Regions from separate parts of the Mus musculus genome. Here region 2 is linked to region 1. A link is a loop called in an ENCODE intact Hi-C map of the cell type or tissue named here. Cell type or tissue: heart. All regions are shown on one strand.

Region 1 (8,000 bases):
CCAGCAACCACATGGTAGCTCACAATGATCTGTAATGAGATCTGGAGCCCTCTTCTGGTGTGTCTAAATACAGCAACAATGTACTCACATATATTAAATAAATCTTTAAAAAAGAAAAAAAGGAAAAGAAAACTAATTCTCTTTTTCCAAGTTGACTTCGAACTCACGAAATCCTCCTGCCTCTGCCTCCTGACTGCTAGGATTAAAGGCATGTACCACTATTGGCAGGCTGAAAACTAATCCTTAAAAATGGGAAAAGAAAGAGAGAGAGAGAAAGAGAGAGAGAAAGCAAAAAAGAAAAACAAAATTCTTCCAGCAAAAAAGAAAAACAAAATTCTTCCGGCAAAGAAATTATCCAGGATAGTGCGTTGAAAGATTATAAAATGAGGATTTCTTCTTCAGAGGAAACTTCAATACTGCTTGAGAGTCTTGGTTTCAGGGTTGTTTTGTAAACCTTTGTGTCTGTTCATTTTCAGCACTTGCCGGTTGCATCTCACCTATACGACCTGGCTAAGGGATGAGCAGTAGACAAAGTGCTCTTGATCTGTCTTCAACTTCCCACTGGTGTGGAAATTCCACTCGTTTCAATCTACAAAGGAAACTTCAGTTGTTTCAATCTTTATAAGGCTGCACCATGTGTTGATTTTCATTGCTAACATAAGTATTTAATTATACATAATCACACAGAGAGGAAAAAAAGAATCAACACTCACTCCCTGTCAAATAGTGTGCTACCAGCAAAGAGAGAGGGCAGTGCTGGCCGTAGAAGGCTATAAAACGAGGAACTTTTCCTAGCCGTCTCTGGGAATGAGTCCAGTTTAGGAAATCTATGAGAAAGCATTGGAAATGAATAGATGAAAATTGAATTCACTGGCCGGGCTTCATTCAACACAAATGTAAATAGAGATTTGGCAAAAATAACCCAGTACCTAATTCAAATGAGAAAACTTTCACTGTAATGGAGGACAGCTGATCCTTTGAGTAAGAGGGCAAAAAAAAAAAAAAGGAAAAAAAAAGGAAAAAGGAAGAAGAGAAGAGAGGGGAGAGGCACTGATATTCACAGTGCCACTGAGAAGGGATTACTGGAGAGACTGAAACAAAGTAGTCCAACAGTGTTCCCATTCATGACTTTCACAAGTCTCTGGAGAAACAGAAGGCAGATGCTGAGGGAAAAGATGAGGAAGATGTGGGCCAAAGAGTTTGTGGAAGAATATGAGGTGGTGTTTGGTTTTTTTGTTTGTTTGTTTGTTTGTGATATGGATAAATTGGATGCCAGCCGTGAAGAGGAAAAAGGAAAGGCACTTAATGCATAGCACAAAGACAAAGCCCTCTTCAAAGGCCTGCTGCAGAAAAACCAGGCCCGTGTAGAATATGTGCAGGACACAGACAGAACCACTCCATTTGTCTTTGCCTTGTAAACAGCACTGAACACTGGGAATGTGTTTAGCTCAAACACAAACATGCCACCCCCCAAAAAAAGAAAAGCAAGGTTTGTCAGGAATATGACACCCCGATTAAGATACTACTGCCAGAATAGTAATTTCTTGCAATCTAGATGTCATTACAAGACTTCCTGAACTTTCCATTGTACTTAAGGCATTGCCAGTCACCACTCAAATGTATGAGTTTCCAGGAATTCAGGCCCAAGTCACTTCTCGGTGTTCCCCGAACCAAATCTAGTGACAGAACCTTTTGAATAGCTATAAGGCTGGCCTTTAACTGCTAGTCCTTCTACCTTGGCCTCCCTAGTGTTGGCATTACAAGTGTGACCGAATAGCACCAGCTACAAAAGAGCACTTCAAGAGACTAGGTATGCCGGCTAGTGGTGGTGCATGCCTTTAACCCCAGCACTTTGGAGGCAGAGGCAGGTGGATTTCCGAGTTTGAGGCCAGCCTGGTCTACAGAATAATAATTTCTGTTAATAATAATAATAATAATGTGAGTTCCAGGACAGCCAGGGCTATACAGAGAAATCCTGTCTCGAAAAAACAAAAAACAAAACAAACAAAAAAAATGAGACTAGGTATTTATTGGGGGGTTCTGTAGTCCTACTTTGACCTGGAGTCTACACTCAACTCTGCATTTGACTTATTGGCTAGCCCTTTGAAAGCACCCCTTATCCTGTACTGGGCTTGGTTCTCCATCTGTATTTCTAACACTCATTAACTCCTCAAATATTTGCTTATTGCATCCTGGCACTATCTGCTAGCAATACAGGGTGGAATACACAGAACCAACATTTACTGAATGCTTACTTTACACTTCACCTTTTGCTAGGGGAGTTATGTACACTAACTGATAACCTGTGAGATATTTTCCAAACACAACAAAGGAAGGAACAGAGGCAGCGTGAAAATGAAGTCACTTCTCCAGGATAGCAAAGCACTTGGCTGAAGGATCACTTCTAGGCTATGTGGCTTCGAAACCTACCACCCGTGTAACCACAGCCAATTCTTGCTCCCCAAAGCGATGACAATTTCAATGACTTGCATTTTGGTTCCAGGCCAGGAATACTGGGAGGAATTACCTTCTTGTCACCACAAGGGTACCAACACATTAGAGTAGGTTAGAGGAATGATCTAGAAATCTACATCAGGTAAGCAGCAGCTCTCTTCCGCACTCCGGCAGTTTCCACGCCCGTAGGCAGACCGAGGAAGGGAGCGTGGGCGGGCCTTAAAACACGCACGCCCCTCGGGGCATCCCATTGGGTACAGCTGAGCATGTCGGGGCGGGCCCTTTCCGAGTCTCACGGAGCCCGCCCCCCACGCCGTTCCCAGCTCTCGCCCCGCCCCACCCCGCCCCGCCCCGCCCCCACCCTCGTCAGCTTCCTCTGTTGCTCCGTCATTAATGACACCAACGAGAGGATACCGCCTGCGTCTAGAGCAGCCTGGTTCCGAGCGTAACAGAGTGGGCCTTGGACCTCTCACGTCCAAGCCTCGTGAGGCAGCGCTTTCCTGCCCTGGAGCCGTTCTAGATGCGGTGAGTGCCAAAACCTCGGCCCCCACTTCAAGCACAACCCAGAGCTACTGCTTCCCTCCCTCCCCTGGGAAGGCCAGGGCCCTAGCCTGGGCCCTAGCCCGTTCCCAGCATGCTCCACTAGGGATGCCTTGGCAGGTGCGGCGGGAGGACCCAGCGGGAGTGGGGAAAGCAGCCTTCCGAGAGCTTCTCCCTTGGCCCTTCAGTGGGACACTGATATCCATCCTGGTACCCAGTCTCCATTTTGATCTCCATCCACTTTCTCCTTCTAAAAACAGAAAAAGAAAGAAAGTTTGTCGCAAAAACATACTTTCTGCTTTCTCTTGTGTGTGCGTTTTAAGTTCCCTCCTCTGTACAAAAATATCCCATCGTGCGGATTGTTGGTGTTACTTTTTTTTTTTTAATTCCTCAGCGGAGAAAAAAAAATGTTAGGATAATTTGTACAAATAATTTTGTGTAGAATTAGTAGACGTTTTGAGTTTTAATAGTATTTTTGCCGTTAGGAGGAAAAATTCTGGAAATTTTTGACACAAAATCATATGAAGGTACTTGTCTGGATTGTTGAGTATTGGCCAGAAATAATGATCATGTGATAAGAACTGCAATTATAACAAGTAATATAAAGGTGAACTTTACAATGCTGTTTTGAGGCATAGCTTTTCTGTTCTTTCTCCTTTCCTATGGGAAGTGTTTATTGACCAAGTTCTCTGGATTACAGAGGGAAACTACCATCTTGCCTTCCCCCACCCACTTCCCCACACACTCTTAGAAACTGCACCTGTCCTTCAAACAGCTGTCTTTGTGGTAAAAGTCAAAGTTCATTTCTTTTATAAGAAAACAATAGGAGCCAGAAGTGTTGCCACACACAAGTAATACCAGCACATGGACAAATGAAACGAGAGGATCACAAGTTCAAGATCAGCTGGAGATACATAGTGAAACCCTATCTCACATCTTAGAAAAGGGGACAGGAAGGGGGGAGACAGGGTCAGTGTAGTATCCTTGTAGCATTATGGGAAAATTTGGTGCAAGCATCAATTATGTTTACTAGATCCACATGTCGCGTTTATAGGTCACTTCTACCACTGATAGCCTTTGTGACTTTAGATCAGCTATTTAACCTTTATGGTTCTCCATTTCCCCATTTAAAAGAAGTCTTTGTGTGACACTAGAGGGGGTCCCAGCGTTGAGTATTAAGGTCAGATGGGGCAGACATTTGGTAGCCTGCTCTATCACTCTCCCCTTTATTCTTCCTGAACCAGGAAATATGTTGAAGGCCAGCAGGCCCCAATGAGCTCCTGCCTCCAACCCCACAGTGCTGGGGTTAGACATGGCTTCCTGCCTTGCCCAGCTTTTTATATGGGCACTGGGTATGGAACTCAGGTCCTCAGGAAACTCAGGTCCACCGAATCATCTTTCCAGCCCCATTTTTTTTAAATTGACACATAACTGGACATATTCTTTAAATGAGAGAAATGACCTCAGGTAACAGCTTCTAAGGTCCTTTTCAACCGTAAGAGACACCGTGGAAGTAGAAGGAGTCCAGTGAAACTTTGAAGAGTTGCAGAAGAGACTGGGGAACATTCAGTCTTGACGAGCAACAATGTAAACCATAATATTGTCAGCTGTTTTGTTTACATTGGCTCTCCTTCCACTTTCTAATTGAAATTAAAATACAGAAGGTTCCCCTCTCCTCCTTTTTATTTATTTTTTAACTTTCTCAAGGAATTAAGTATCTTTCGAGGAGCTAAAAATAGTCACAAATGTTCCCCAAATAATGCCTATATTGACTTCTTTCTCCAAACAACTTTCCATCGTGGGCTTTTATTACATCATTAATTGATATACTATGTAGTAAGACATTTAGTCTTAGGGGCAGAGTGTTAATTATAACATATGCTACTAACCACATGAAATGTGTTTTAGATTGCTTAAAATACCTCAGGACATTAACTACCAGTTAAATCAAGCAGTAGGTTGAAGGAGAAATTTGATACTGGTGGTGGTGGTGGTGGTGATCATCATCATGGTCGTCATGGTGGAGGAGGAGGTGGCAGTGGTGCTGGTGGTGATGGCTGCGGTGGTGGTGGCAGCAGCTGAGGCAGAAGTTGTGGTGGCTGTAGCTAAGGTATGGTGGTGAGAAACCTTTAATTCCAGCACTCAGGAGGCAGAGGCAAGTGGATCTCTGAGTTCAAGGCCAGCCTGGTCTACAGAGTGAGTTCCAGGACAGCCAGGGCAACACAAAGAAACCCTGGGCCAAAAAAAAAAGCCAAAAAATGAAAGAAAGAAAGAAAGAAAGAAAGAAAGAAAGAAAGAAAAGAAAGAAGGAAAGAAAGAAAAGAAAGGAAGAAAGAAAGAAAGGAAGGAAGAAAGAAAGAAAACGAAGAAAGAAAAGAGAAATTTGAGTTTAAATTGAGTATCTGTTCAACTTACAGGTCTGGATGTAGAAGCTCTTTTATAATTAGCCAGAAGTACTAACAGGGCAAGTTTGCCATACAAAATATTTAGAGAACGATGGAAAAACATTGTTTATCACATTAGTTTCTAGGCTAATGCTTTCACTTGCCACTTTGTTAAATAAATGATGGATAAAATTACTCCTCTACACATACATACACACACACACACACACACACACACACACTACAAATTCCAATCCTTGAATGAGTTTCTATAATGTTGCAGTTTCGACCCAATGCCAGTGGAAGGATACTGAGTACTTGTCACAGTATGCTTCTCACCTGATTTTAAGCATGTGGACCTTTGGTTTTTAAACATTAAGAACAAATGTAAGTATATGAGAAATAACCAAGTAAAATTATTAGACTATGTATTTGAAAAGTCTTTTTCTTTGCAGGAAAAAATGCTTTCAGAAAGCAGTTCCTTTTTGAAGGGTGTGATGCTTGGAAGCATCTTCTGTGCCTTGATCACTATGCTAGGCCACATTAGGATTGGAAACAGAATGCACCACCATGAGCATCACCATCTGCAAGCCCCTAACAAAGACGATATCTCGAAAATTTCAGAGGCTGAACGCATGGAGCTCAGTAAGAGTTTCCGGGTATACTGTATAGTTCTTGTAAAACCCAAAGATGTGAGTCTTTGGGCTGCAGTGAAGGAGACTTGGACCAAACACTGTGACAAAGCAGAATTCTTCAGTTCTGAAAATGTTAAAGTGTTTGAGTCAATTAATATGGACACAAATGACATGTGGTTGATGATGAGGAAAGCTTACAAATATGCTTATGATCAATACAGGGACCAATACAACTGGTTCTTCCTTGCACGCCCCACTACTTTCGCTGTTATTGAAAACCTCAAATATTTTTTGTTAAAAAAGGATCAATCCCAACCTTTCTATCTCGGACACACTGTAAAATCTGGAGACCTTGAATATGTGAGTGTGGATGGAGGAATTGTCTTAAGCATAGAATCAATGAAAAGACTCAACAGTCTTCTCAGTGTTCCTGAAAAGTGTCCTGAACAAGGAGGAATGATTTGGAAGATATCTGAAGATAAACAGCTGGCGGTCTGCCTGAAATACGCCGGAGTATTTGCAGAAAATGCCGAAGATGCCGATGGAAAAGATGTGTTTAATACCAAATCCGTTGGCCTTTTCATTAAAGAGGCAATGACTAACCAACCAAACCAGGTAGTAGAAGGCTGTTGCTCTGATATGGCTGTTACTTTCAATGGACTGACTCCTAATCAGATGCACGTGATGATGTATGGGGTGTACCGGCTTAGGGCATTTGGACATGTTTTCAATGATGCATTGGTTTTCTTACCTCCAAATGGTTCTGAGAATGACTGACAGAAAGCAAGAGCATGCATTTAGTAACTATATTACGACATGGTATCATTTTTAATTGATGACAGATCTAACATAGTAATATGATTCTTTTTCTTATCTTTTACCCATTGAAGTCTGCTTGTACAATGTCAAATGGAATGCTGTTTTTCCCTTATATCATTCCTGAGAAATTTAAATGTATTAAAAATAAATGTTTTAAAAATAGCAATTTTTCAAACACATATTTATAAGTATATTTATGTGATAAAGACTAAATTATAGACATTGTAATCTGTGGTGTATCTTTGCTTATTGGTTTTAAACTTATGTATCATTTTAGCTTTGTAATATATGTAAATGAGACCTCTAGAGAATTTGTGATTAAAGAATACTCGTAGCCCTGTGTTTCTATTACTTTTCTGTGGGAGCCTCCATGCTTGAGAAAGTTAGGAGCAGGGTCTCACTGTGTAATTCAGGCTGGCCTAGAACTGGCAGTTCTCCTTAGCCTCCTGAGTGCTAGTGTTAATGCTGTGTGCCACTGTGCTCAGTTGTTTCCTTTACTTTGTATTCTTTAAGGCATACCAGTGCCAAGGGATTTGCTCTCCCTAAATATACAACCGATTAAGAAAGTGTTCATTAACACTGTTAAGACTTCAATTGTTTCCTTGAGAGGAAGTGAAATTTATTTACATATGTTAAGCAATATTCCTGAAAGTTAATCAAGTAGCTTTCTTAGCATTTACAGTTTCCATTAACCCTGTACTTCAACATTCATATCATGCATTTGGAATGTGACTATAAAAAAAAGTCATGCCGGGCAGTGGTGGCGCACGCCTTTAATCCCAGCACTTGAGAGGCAGAGGCAGGCAGATTTCTGAGTTCGAGGCCAGCCTGATCTACAGAGGGAGTTCCAGGACAGCCAGGGCTACACAGAGAAACCCTGTCTCAAAAAAAAGTCATTTAACCACCACCCCCCCCACCAAACTCTGAGCTGTACCTTGGATTACATATATAATGTATTCATGCCTAGTGGATAGTGAGTTCTGTGCACATCACCTTTGAAATTTTGAAAAACTTGGTTCTGCTCATCTGAGTGATTCACTTACCTAAGCTAAATGTGGAGGCTTTTGTTGTTTTGGTTTTGGTTACTTTTGAAAGTTCTGAGATTTTCCCCAGAATCATGATTGTATCACACATAACTGGTTTGGTTTTGATTCCATTTATGGTGGGT
Region 2 (8,000 bases), 440 kb after region 1:
TACAGGAATCTGCATCTTCTGTGTCAATGATCCATCTAAAGTGGTACTTTTGGAGTTATCAGCCTGAGGGACCAGAGATGTATTACTGACTGCTGAGTCTGGACTGGAGCTAATGATGTCATCATCATCATCTATAATTTCTTCCTCTTCCTCAGCCTTGTTTCCTGTTAAAACAGCACTGTTAGGCGTCTGCTGATTCTGTACAAGGACATTGACTGAAGAGGACATATGATTTGGGAGTGAAGAACTGGCACTCGGTGGTGCAGTAAGTGGAGCCTGATTTAACAAAATAATGTTAGGAGTCAGATGTGTTGAAGCTGAAGACACTAGCAATTCTTCACTTCCTTGTGTTTGGCTTAGAGTTGCCTGATTCACAGGAGTGGGAAGTTGAGTAGGTGTGATGTTTGTTACAGGGGGCGAGTTATTGCTAGCGCAAGGTGTCACTTCCGAAATAGCAACAGAGGCTGGGTTAGGCTGGACCTGTGTTGCTGTGTTGTTACTTGGCAAATCCTCCTTTGCAGGCAAAATTTCAGAGCAGAAAATGACATCGTCATCATCATCATCATCTGAGTCAGTAACAATGATCTTTTTCATTTCATTATCTTCAGCAGATAGTGAAAAAGACTCAGTTATAATGGGCATTACTGTAGCCCCATTATCTTGGGCTTCATCTTTTGATTTTTCCATGTCAAGGCTTTTGTCACTAGAACTAGAAGGTAAGGTCTCAGCAGTACCATCCTGTTCTGTACCTGATATGCTTTTAACCTGTGACAGTGGGACACCAAGCTCTGCTATAAATTTCACGCCTAGTAACTGCCCTGATTTAATTAACTCGTCAAGCAAATCTGCTCTAACACGGACAACTTTGGAACTGTAGATATAGTTCAGAATTTCTGCAAAAATCTCAGCTCTTATAAAGCTTAGTTCAACAACTTGCCCAGCAACTGAGAAGAGCTGATGGAAGTATGTACTCGAGGCTGAAAGGATGTTCCTATGGGCCCGGAATTTTCGGTCTTCCACAATAACAGTAACATCACAAAAGAGACCATGGCCACGCTGTTCATTCAAGGAGTTCAGCAGACTGGCAGAGTACTGAATGTCTGTAGCAGAAATCAGTTTTCTACTCTCCATGCCTATAAGGGAAAGAGAAGAGGGAAAGAGGGGAGGATTAGGGAGGGAAAAACCCCAAAGTACCTGACTATTCGAAATGTGAGGCATAGGTATGGTAAACAGTTTACATTTTAGTCAATATTTGGTGTAAATCTTGACCTTTAAACATGCTCTTACATACACTAGCTTTTGACTGTGTGTCAAATCTTAGGACTTACTCTGAGAAATGTCAAGAAACTTTGAAATTGCCATGCAGATCTGAACAATAATCTCCTTGGTCGCCTTCCTTTGAAATTCAGGAAAATGCATTTCCACTAATCACCCTTTTAAACTTAGAATTCACTTTCCTAGTCCCAACTTTACTTCATTTTTCCTCAAGAGATAAGAATTTTTCATTTTAAGAAAAATCTTCACCATTAAGCATATGAATTACTTCTTCAAATGCCAGAAAAGTTTAGTGTGTTTAATATTTAGTCTGAAATTTATACCCTTCAACTTCACCTCTAATCTTATTAGTTACATCCTATTCAAAAGTTCACCCTCACAGCCAAGGCCAATTACGGACACTGACAATTAGCGCCTCACAATTTCCCATTATTTCTACCTACCCCTTATCCTTCTATTCTGCCTTGCACTTTGTAGAGATGCAGCGTTAGACAGAGTGCCAAGTGAAGTCAACACATACTCTAGTGAAGAAACAAACAGAAAGGGAGAGCGCCCCTCCTCGGTGCCTATTTACATAAAAACTGCAAACATATGTTGTTGGTAAAGAATGATGTTCACTTGTAGAAGACCCAGTTCTCTTCAAAGGAGTCAGTGCAAGCAAAAACAGTAACTAGTTACAACAGAGAAGCAGGCAACTGTTGCTGCTGTGGGACACTCCAAACACTTTCTTTTGGCATTTCACGGAAGCTATTGAGTTCAGAGTGCATCTGAAGTGCAAAGGACCCATATGCATATTAAAATACTTATAAGCACAAAACACATGTTATACAAATATTATATATTAACCATTCCTTGCTAAGTACATTTGGTAGAGAATTATTTTATTAATAAGTTACTAAAGAATGTCACTGTCACCTGGTACTTACACACACACACACAAACACACACACACACACACACACACACACACACACATGCTCACATATAAACACACAAGGGAGGCATGAGTATCTCTGTATTTAAAACATCATAACTTTAAAAGTCTAAAAGCCAAAAATTAAAACCATGTTAGCTACTCCATTTTAACAGCACCAAGGAATTACAGGCAATCACAAAGGCATTCATCACAAAGTGTGACCTTTAGACAATCTGCCAACAATCCAAAACATGAAGGTTTCAACAGAAACCACTTTCAAGTGGAGAGATTTCTGTATATGGCCACATGATTTTTATAATTGGAAAATAAGGGTTTTTTTTTTCCAACATGGGAATGATTCAAATGTAGGTGTCTAGGTGATACTGGGACCTGGTTTCATTTTGATTAGGTATCCAGCTGGTCAGGGTTAGCCCAGGATCACCCCAAGTGGGTCTCAAACCTTTCCTCCCCAGAGATTTGCGACCTGCCTACGGAAAAGGCATCTCATAGCATTGTGTAACACATCTTTGGTTGTTGGCTGGTTTAGAAGGCTGGTGACAGTAGGGAAGAGAAAAATGCCACGGGCCAGAGGGGGGGAAACAAACCAACACTACAGGGCTCCCTGCAGCTGTTGTCCATCTCTCCCTCTTCCACCATCTCCCTCTTCTTCCTTTGAACTTTGGTGCAACTGAGCTTTTAAACGTCAATTCACGTGAAAACACAAACAGGGATGGCGATGCAAACAGCAGAACGAAGGCAGGGGGGTTGAGGGGTGTTGAAGAAAGTAGGCCTAGCTCCTAAGGGTACTCTGTTGGGGGTAGCGGGCCATGCGAAGCCGGAAGCATTGTTGTGTCCAAAGAAGGATCTAAAGAGGAGGATGGGCCCCATAGTAAAGCTCAATCAAACTAGTAGGGAGGTGGGAAAAGAGCCCCCTTCCCCGCCCCCCAAAGCGGACGAATGGAGAGGGAGAAAGCCAAGTGGGTACTTGGCGGCGTCCCCCACGCCCTAAGGCTTATGCAAGGGTACCGGGTGCCTCTGGCACTGGACAGAGAAGGGGACCACGCCGCGCCTTACCGGTTCTCTTGGTAGAGCTCCGGGACCCACACAAAGAAAGAGCAGAGGAGCCAAGGCCTCGGGCTCCGCTGCTTCCTGGTTCAAGCGAGGCGGCCGCAAGCGTAGGCGCGGCCAGGGCATGGAAGGCGTAGGCGGGCTCCGTCTCCCGGGCCCGGTGCCCAGCCCACTCCTCACCTGCTCCGCGGCGGCCGCTTTCTCCTCCTCGGGGCCGAGGCAGGGTCAGAGTCCTACCCCAAGCAGCCGGACTCCGCAGCGCCGCTGCTGCCGCTTTAAATGTCGCTCCAGTTTCCGCCGACGTCAAAGCGGCTTCCACGGACGCGGCTCGGGCGCCGGGCTCCGCCGACAGAGGGCGCAGCGTGGGAGGCGTGGCTTCCTCGCCTTCCTCTTCCGAGAGCAGCCCGGGGTTGTCCGGAAGAGCGCGAAGCCCGCCTTCGGCTCTTTCCGTGACTGCGAAGCATTTTTCTAAGTGTTCTGTGATTCTCTTAAGAGCTCGGCTCCGTGAGACAGACAAAGATCCGATGACACTGTTAGGAGTGGCAGGGAGGCTAGTCTTGTTTGTTCAAACTCCCTTAAGTCCCGAGGGCTTAAAAATGTTCAGAGGTTGTATAAATTCCAGTTCTTTTGCATGTTTGAAGTCTGCCCTGTTAGCCTGTTGCTTGGATAACAAGCCACCTTGAATACAATCTGCATACTAAAATTTAACTCATACTAATTCAAATTGTAGGATAACAAGAAAACCACATTACACTGTCTACTTTTAAGAAGAAACCTGTGTTCTGATAACTCTTGTTAATCGAATGTTAAATGGTGCATGCAATATCTTGTTAACTGCATATCTATTAACATAGAGATCACATTTGATCTGCAGCAAATATACTCCAGGCCCTGTGGGATAGAAAAGCAGATAAGACAAGTTTCTCTCATTTCAGAGGGCTCGGCAGGTACATACACACGAATAAAAGTATTTTAAAAGTATAGAACTACAGAGAAGGAATAACAAACCAAATAGTGTCAAATGAGCCCTACCTTGAAAGGCAATAATATTTGTATTGTTTATCATTATTTTTTAAAATATTTTTTATTATGTATTTTCCTCAATTACATTTCCAATGCTAGCCCAAAAGTCCCACACACACCCCCCCACTCCCCTACCCACCCAGTCCCACTTTTTGGCCCTGGCGTTCCCCTGTACTGGGGCATATAAAGTTTGCATGTCCAATGGGCCTCTCTTTCTAGTGACGGCGACTAGGCCATCTTTTGATACATATGCAGCTAGAGTCAAGAGCTCCAGGGTACTGGTTAGTTCATAATGTTGTTGCACCTACAGGGTTGCAGATCTCTTTAGCTCCTTGGATACTTTCTCTAGCTCCTCCATTGGGGGCCCTGTGATCCATCCAATAGCTGACTGTGAGCATCCACTTCCGTGTTTGCTAGGCCCCGGCATAGTCTCACAAGGGACAGCTATATGAGGGTCCTTTCAGCAAACTCTTGCTAGTGTATGCAATGGTGTCATCGTTTGGAGGCTGATTATGGGATGGATCCCTGGATATGGCAGTCTCTAGATGGTCCATCCTTTTGTCTCAGCTCCAAACTTCGTCTATATAACTCCTTCCATGGGTGATTGTTCCCAATTCTAAGGGGCAAAGTGTCCACACTTTGGTCTTCATTCTTCTTCAGTTTCATGTGTTTTGCAAATTGTATCTTATATCTTGGGTATACTAAGTTTCTGGGCTAATATCTACTTATCAGTGAGTACATATCATTTGAGTTCTTTTGTGATTGTGTTACCTCACTCAGGATGATGCCCTCCAGGTCCATCCATTTGGCTAGGAATTTCATAAATTCATTCTTTTTAATAGCTGAGTAGTATTCCATTGTGTAAATGTACCACATTTTCTGTATCCATTCCTCTGTCGAGGGGCATCTGGGTTCTTTCCAGCTTCTGGCTATTATAAATAAGGCTGCTATGAACATAGTGGAGCATGTGTCTTTCTTACCAGTTGGAACATCTTCTGGATATATGCCCAGAAGAGGTATTGTGGGATCCTCCGGTAGTACTATGTCCAATTTTCTGAGGAACCACCAGACTGATTTCCAGAGTGGTTGTACAAGATTGCAATCCCACCAACAATGGAGGAGTGTTCCTCTTTCTCCACATCCTCGCCAGCATCTGCTGTCACCTGAATTTTTGATCTTAGCCATTCTGACTGGTGAGAGATGGAATCTCAGGGTTGTTTTGATTTGCATTTCTCTGATGATTAAGGATGCTGAACATTTTTTCAGGTGCTTCTCAGCCATTCAGTATTCCTCAGGTGAGAATTCTTTGTTTAGCTCTGTGCCCCATTTTTTAATGGGGTTATTTGATTTTCTGGAGTCCACTCTCTTCAGTTCTTTATATATATTGGATATTAGTCCCCTATCTGATTTAGGATAGGTAAAGATCCTTTCCCAATCTGTTGGTGGCCTTTTTGTCTTATTGACAGTATCTTTTGCCTTGCAGAAGCTTTGCAGTTTCATGAGGTCCCATTTGTCGATTCTCAATCTTACAGCACAAGCCATTGCTGTTCTATTCAGGAATTTTCCCCCTGTGCCCATATCTTCGAGGCTTTCCCCCACTTTCTCCTCTATAAGTTTCAGTGTCTCTGATCCACTTAGATTTGACCTTAGTACAAGGAGATAGGAATGGATCGATTCGCATTTTTCTACATGATAACCACCAGTTGTGCCAGCACCATTTGTTGAAAATGCTGTTTTTCTTCCACTGGATGATTTTAGCTCCTTTGTCGAAGATCAAGTGACCATAGGTGTGTGGGTTCATTTCTGGGTCTTCAATTCTATTCCATTGGTCTACTTGTCTGTCACTATACCAGTACCATGCAGTTTTTTATCACAATTGCCCTGTAGTAAAGCTTTAGGTCAGGCATGGTGATTGCCTATAAGACCAGACCTTGGTAGGCTGAGTCAGGAAGATTATAAGTTAGAGGCCAGTCTGGGTTCTAAATTTTGAACTCAGGTTGTAAAAGGCTTTTCATCCTTTATCTACTGAGCCAACTTGTCACACTCAGAGTTATTATGAGAAATATTTATATTAAAACAGTATTTATATATATTAAAATTATTTGTTCGGGGCTGGAGAGATGGCTCAGCAGTTAATAGCACTGACTGCTCTTCTGAAGGTCCTGAGTTTAAATCCCAGCAACCACATGGTGGCTCACAACCATCCGTAACAAGATCTGGCACTCTTTTCTGGAGTGTTGGAAGACAGCTACAGTGTACTTACATATAATAAATAAATAAATAAATAAATAGATAAATAAATTGTTCTTTATTTGAAATACTCTATTTTCATTTGTTTGATTTTGTAAATTTGAACTACTATATTTTCTTTTGTGGAATCCTATAAACCCAAAATAAACACATTGTTGGTTACAAAGTATCCTCCAAATTTGTGTAAGAAATATTCTTACCATTTTGTCCTTTTTCTCTTTTCTTATTAAAAATTTCCTTTTCATTCAGATAGATACAGGAAAGTATGTGACTTTATGTGTGCTATTGCTATATAATGTATATATTCACACAACTGTGCATATTTTATGAACATGCATGTGACACAGCATGAGCCCAGTAAGTGTCCACAGTAGGCATCCACATGGTACAAGAGACAGCCATCATCCAATATTACAAAATAAATAATATACACTCACAGAAAATGTCTGCAACATAAATAGAACTGCTACAGCCACTGTGTGAAGTGTTCACTTCACATATGGCCCAGCCTCTTGTCCTTCAGGTATTATAAGCATTGGAGGCTGAACAAATCGTGGTCTCTGATTCAGTTTAGACCTAGCAAGCTAAATGGGAGAATGAAGAGCTGAGTGGATTGGATGCAATGGCAGCCTATTTACACCTATGCACATATACCTTGCCCCTGGCTGGAGGGCTCAGGAACCTGGGCAAGACTTACCAAAATACTTGCAGTGTTTATTGTAACTTTGTGTGATTCTACAAGATGCTTGAGCCATCAGAGCATCACCTGGTGAGTGTGTGCCCTGGTTTAGTGACTTTTCTATCTCCAATGCTTTGTTCCAAAGTTCCCAGTGGGAAGAACTCCAGCAAACTCTGCTAATATGTACATTCCCAGGCAGGGGAATCACTGCTCTAGCTTGGGATCTTGGTTGGGTTTTGGAATGCTAATGACCTCAACCATTGGTGAGTCTGAAAACTAGTTCTGCTACTTCTGTTTATGGCTCCTTAGCAGCTTCTCTGTGCCTCCCCCACCCCTTCAGCTTCTTCTGCTTATCTCCTGCTACAAGCCCAGACAAAACCTTTAGGACAAAGAGATTGAGTTCAGTGTGGCATAATTGAGTAATTTGCATTTCTGAGAACTCTTTGGTCTTTTCGCGTTTCTGTTCTACTTCCCTTGAACCCCTTTCATTCCTATTTTCAATGTATCCACAAAAGTCCCTTCCTTTCCTTATTCACCTCTTTTTCTGCCTTAGATTCTCACTCATTCTTGGGTCCTTTTCTTAGGTATAAAGGTCCCCACTCCTTCTCCTGCCCCAGATATGAAATGGGACTTGGGAGAGAAGAACTAAATATAGTATTGTTTTGCATTACCACTATAGTCTTTTAAATTTAGATTGTTTTGTTTTCATTTTTTTTGTAAGGGTCTGGTTTCACCAAAGAATGATACACCAGACTCAAATAGTATGCAAAGGCAAAGAGCTTTTATTCT

Evidence for each region. Peaks named below come from ENCODE experiments on the same cell type or tissue, not always from the same donor. Only the 100,000 strongest peaks of a DNase experiment are listed, where the experiment ranks them.
Region 2: it touches region 1 in a loop (4-fold over the local background); 4 of 42 quality-filtered maps call a loop at or near these places.

What each region holds. Positions count from the first base shown.
Region 1 is chrX:38,629,957-38,637,956 of GRCm38, reverse strand. It overlaps C1galt1c1 (C1GALT1-specific chaperone 1), which reads left to right and starts at 2,814. Exons shown (of 2, transcript NM_021550.3): 1 at 2,814-2,979; 2 at 5,834-7,174. The coding sequence starts at 5,840. The coding sequence ends at 6,790. Gm52440 (a long non-coding RNA gene) reads right to left here and starts at 2,669. Exons shown (of 2, transcript XR_003953098.1): 1 at 2,528-2,669; 2 at 1-589. It also overlaps the pseudogene Gm18436. In heart, a CTCF peak has its summit at 3,092; DNase peaks (open chromatin) are centred at 2,826 and 2,976; H3K4me3 peaks cover 1,663 bases; H3K27ac peaks cover 1,102 bases.
Region 2 is chrX:38,185,348-38,193,347 of GRCm38, reverse strand. It overlaps Zbtb33 (zinc finger and BTB domain containing 33), which reads right to left and starts at 3,555. Exons shown (of 2, transcript NM_020256.2): 1 at 3,266-3,555; 2 at 1-1,133. The coding sequence starts at 1,131. In heart, a CTCF peak has its summit at 3,600 (motif pointing right); a DNase peak (open chromatin) is centred at 3,547; H3K4me3 peaks cover 1,950 bases; H3K27ac peaks cover 1,406 bases.